2 separate regions of the Homo sapiens genome follow, and region 2 is linked to region 1. A link is an interaction called in ENCODE POLR2A ChIA-PET data of the cell type or tissue named here. Cell type or tissue: PC-9. All regions are shown on one strand.

Region 1 (2,500 bases):
TGCAGTGTTGGCTCACTGCAACCTCTGCCTCCCGGGTTCAAACGATTCTCCTGCCTCAGCCTCCGGAGTAGCTGGGATTACAGGCATGTGCCACCACACCCAGCTAATTTTTGTAGTTCTAGTAGAAGCGGGGTTTCACCATGTTGGCCAGGGTGGTCTCAATCTCTTGACTTTGTAATCCTCCCTCCTTGGTCTCCCAAAGTGCTGGGATTACAGGCATGAGCCACGGCACCCGGCCTGTGTTACCACATTTTATTCTCCCAGCCCATGAGCTGAGTACTGTTATCTCTAGTTTTTTGGATGAGATGCAACTTTCACACATCCTTGCACAAAATGTCTTTTGTTTCCTCCATGTTGTCTTTGTACCTCCTTGCCCCAGACCTCATTCCAGGCTTTGGCAGTTCTTAATGATGCAGCATTTTGCATCTGTTGCTACTATACAGTTAATTCTAACAGCCTTCTTAACATACATTTATACTGATGTCATGCTAACTCTTCTTCTTTGTGACATGGATCATTGAGAGAATTTCTGGGGGCTCTCTGTTTTGGTAGAAGATAGGCTGCTTGTCACATAGTAACAGAAATTCTGTTGTATAGAAAAGAATTATAATTTACAGTTTCCATGTAACTCTGAGGACTAAAGAACCTAATACAGCATTATAATTTGAACAGTTGGAGAAAATAATTTTGTTTTGTATTTGCATATTTTGCTATATATTTTCTTTTTTGTTGATTACAAAAATTATACAGATATTATTTAGCTTATCCTCAGGTATTCTGATTAGCTTTTTTAGCTACACTTTCCCATTTACCTACCTTTTAGTCAGAAAATTATGTTATACTTTTATGAATTAACTTTGTTATTCAAGTACAATTTATTTATTTATTTATTATTATTTTTTGAAATGGAGTTTCACTCTTGTCGCTCAGAGTAGAGTGCAGTGGTACGATCTCAGCTCACTGCAACCTCCATTTCCCGGGTTCAAACGATTCTCCTGCCTCAGCCTCCTGAGTAGCTGGGATTACGGGCACCTGCCACCATGCCTGGCTAATTTTTGTATTTTTAGTAGAGACAGAGTTTCACCATGTTGGGCAGGCTGGTCTCAAACTCCTGACCTCAGGTGATCTGCCTGATCATACTAGTAATATGGTATAATTATATTCAGCCCAAAAACTAAGCCTGACTGGCTTGATGAATTAAGCTGAATCTTTAATGCTCTTATCAGTGTAGAACAATTCAAGTCTCAAGGAATCAATGGAAACTTCAAGAGAAGTGAGAATTACCACTGGGCCACGTATATTTGTTTTTGATAATGTAAAATTTTACATAAAAGTTCTTTGAGGGATCCAAGGTGCTCATAGGAACCTTAAACTCAGTAGTTCCAAAGTTGCATCAAACCTGTGCTGATTCCTCTCCTATTCTCTTTCCTGCTTCACAGTGACGTCTCTCCAGTGACCTTAGTTTGAGTCACTTGGACTCAGAATCATGAAGTCAGCTTCTTGCAGCCTCACCTTTTCTGCTGTCCTTGCATTTACATGTAAGCCTCCTTGGGCTTCAGTGATGAGCTCACTGTGATTTTCCAACCATACCAGTTATATTTGTACCCTTGGCACACGCAGATTCCACTACTGTGTTGTCCCTCCCCTCCCCTCCCCAGAGTCTCGTTCTGTCACCCAGGCTGGAGTGGCTCAATCTTGGCTCACTGTAAGCTCCGCCTCCCCGGTTCATGCCATTCTCCTGCCTCAGCCTCTTGAGTACCTGGGACTACAGGCACCCGCCACCATGCCTGGCTAATTTTTTGTATTTTTACTGGAGACAGGGTTTCACCATGTTAGCCAGGATGGTCTCGATCTCCTGACCTCGTGATCCCACCCGCCTCGGCCTCCCAAAGTGCTAGGATTACAGGCCTCAGCCACCACGCCCGGCCTCTTTTCTTTTCTTTCTTTCTTTTTTCTTTCTTTCTTTTCTCCCCGCCCCGCCCCTCCCCTTCCCTTCCCTTCTTTCCTTTCTTTCTTTTTCTTTCTTTCTTTCTATGGGGTCCCGCTCTGTCACCCAGGCTGGAGTGCAGTGGCGCAGTCTCAACCACTGCAACCTCTGCCTCCTAGGTTCAAGCAATTCTCCTGTCTCAGCCTCCCAAGTTGCTGGGATTACAGGCACACACCACCACACCTGGCTAATTTTTTTTTTAATTCTTTTTTTTTTTTTTTTTTGAGGCAGAGTCTCGCTCTGTCGCCCAGGCTGGAGTGCAGTGGCATGATCTCGGCTCACTGCAATCTCCACCTCCCAGGTTCACACCATTCTCCTGCCTCAGCCTCCCGAGTAGCTGGGACTACAGGCATCTGCCACTATGCCCGGCTAATTTTTTTGTATTTTTAGTAGAGATGGGGTTTCACCGTGTTAGCCAGGATGGTCTCGATCTCCTGACCTCGTGATCCGCCCGCCTCGGCCTCCCAAAGTGCTGGGATTACAGGTGTGAGCCACCGTGCCCGGCTTAAAATT
Region 2 (2,500 bases), 570 kb before region 1:
AAAAAGGATTGAAGAAGATGGGTACGTGGGTACATATAAAAGCCTATTTTTTCTTTTCTATATGCCTTTGAAAGACACTCAATTATGTAAAGCAAAATATATATTTGGGGATTTATAATATCCAGTTGATTCTCATTATTTACAGTAGTTATGTTCTATAAAGTTGCCAGGAATACTCGATTAGTAAATGCTAAACCATTGCTCCTGGGGAAATGCAGACTTAAGACTCCTGTGAGCCTCTGGTCACAATGTTTTTGTCAACTGAGTAACATACAACCTTGTGTTACTGTTTAAAGACACTTTATTTCATATATTTTATTGATTCATTAACATTGAATTCACACTAACAGCACTATCACTCATGCATGAACAAGTCTTATCTAACACACTTATTTTCTCCAGAGGTACATTATAGCCTTCTTGTGCTTAGGAATACCACATGGCTCTTCAGCGCTATGTTTGGGAGCCATTTTAAACAACAAAATCACCAAAAAAAAAAAAAAGCACAAAAATGCAAAAACTGTGGCACTAAATAGACTGCAAAAAAGGGACACTTTCCTGTATGAGAGCTGAAAAAAAAAGGCAGGTGTCACCATGTTCAGCTTCAGTTGGGAATGTGTACGCCAGACAACTCAAATTTTTTGCTGCTTTGTGTATGTCCACAAATGACCACAAAAGCACTGTGAGTATTAATTAGGAGGTTACAAATAAAGTTTAGTGAGCCAATGAATTCATAAATACAGAATCTGCATGTTACAAGGACTGACTATATGTAGAAGGAAAATGTGACAATAGCACAGCATAGCACAAAGGCTGGCAGGTAAATGGAATTATTTATCTTAAAGTTATTTTATCTTTGGTGAAATGTGATATTTAAATTAGACTATGATAAGTTAGGGATGCATATTGTAATACCTAAAACAATCACTAACAAAATAATACAAAGAAGTGTAGCTTGTGAAACAACACAATAAAATGGAATACTAAACGTGATTTGATTAACCCAAAAAAGGCAAGAAAGGAGAAATAAACAGATGAGACAAATAGAAACCAAATAGTAATATGGTTTCAATGCAGCCATTTGGATAGTTACATTAAATGTAAATGGAGTAACACTCCAATTACAACAAAGATTGTCAGATTGAATTTTTTTAACCCAAATATATACTATTTAGAAGAGATAGACTTTAGTATGCAGTTATAGAGAGAGTGAAAGTAAAGAACTGGAAAAAGGTATTCCATGTTCTACAACAAAGATATTATTTGTTTTATAACCAAAACAAAGGTGATACGGTTACAATAATATCAGATATTTAAGGCTAAAAGTAATTTACTATTTAAGAAAGGACATTTCATAATGATAAAAGAAAGGGTCGATTCAGTAGGAAAAAAAATCTTCCTAAATGAGTATACATTTAATAATATGGGTTCAAATGTATAAAGCAAAAGTTGCCAGAACTAAAACAGAGCTAGATAATTCACAATCCTTAACCACCGTGATCTAATTACATGTATAGTCAAGCCTTTCTTAGTGATAGGGATATGTTCTGAGAAATGAGTCATTAAGTGATTTCATCATTGTACAAACATCATAGAATGTACTTGCACAAACCTAGAAGGTGTAGGTTACCATACACTTGGGTTATATAGTTATAGTATAGCATGTTGCTCCTAGGCTACAAACCTGTACAGCATGTTACTGTGCTGAATACTGTACACAATTGTAACACAATGGTGTATTTGTGTATCTAAACATATCCAAAAATAGGAAATGTACAGTAAAAATATGGTATTATATGTATGGGGCCATCATTGTATATGTGGCCCATTGTTGACTGAAACATTGTTGTGCAGCACATGACTATATATGTGTAGAACACAGCACCTAAGTATGTATTATGTAAATACATATTCTTTTCAGTGCATCTGTAACATTAACCAAAATGAACCATATTGGACCATAAAGTAATTGTCACCAAATTTCAAGAGTTTGAAATTATGTAGAATATATATATATTTTCTTTGATGACTTGGAATGACATTAAAACCCAATGACAGAAAAATAATTAGAAATCACTGCATGTGGCCAGGTGCGGTGGCTCACGCCTGTGCTGAGGCGGGCGAATCACGAGGTCAAGAGATAGAGACCATCTGGCCAACATGGTGAAACCCCATCTCTACTAAAAATACAAAAATGAGCTGGGCATGGTGGTGCATGCCTGTAGTCCCAGCTACTCGGGAGTCGGAGGCAGGAGAATCGCTTGAACCCGGGAGGTGGAGATTGCAGTGAGCCAAGATCATACCACTGCACTCCAGCCTGGTGACAGAATGAGACACCGTCTCAAAAAAAAAAAAAAAGAAAAAGAAAAAGAAAAGAAATTACTACATGTTTGCAAATTGTCACACACTTCTATATAAACTGTGAGTCAAAGAAAATATAACAGTGGCAATTAGAAAATATTTGGAATGATAATAAAATGACTGGGTTGCAACCAGCATA

The links. ChIA-PET counts read pairs that join two places held together with the same protein. Peaks named below come from ENCODE experiments on the same cell type or tissue, not always from the same donor. Only the 100,000 strongest peaks of a DNase experiment are listed, where the experiment ranks them.
Region 2: POLR2A ChIA-PET joins it to region 1 with 8 read pairs; 2 of 35 experiments call an interaction of 5 or more read pairs at or near these places.

Annotation. Positions count from the first base shown.
Region 1 is chr2:109,603,873-109,606,372 of GRCh38, reverse strand. The region is part of intron 1 of SEPTIN10 (septin 10); the gene reads left to right. It also overlaps a transcript of RANBP2 not described here. Among named protein-coding and RNA genes, the nearest start is that of SEPTIN10, 8.8 kb to the left of the region's middle. In PC-9, no CTCF peak of the experiment used is centred here; a DNase peak (open chromatin) is centred at 1,492; H3K27ac peaks cover 1,543 bases.
Region 2 is chr2:110,172,821-110,175,320 of GRCh38, reverse strand. All of the region lies in intron 4 of NPHP1 (nephrocystin 1), which reads left to right. Among named protein-coding and RNA genes, the nearest start is that of NPHP1, 31 kb to the left of the region's middle. In PC-9, no CTCF peak of the experiment used is centred here; a DNase peak (open chromatin) is centred at 1,560.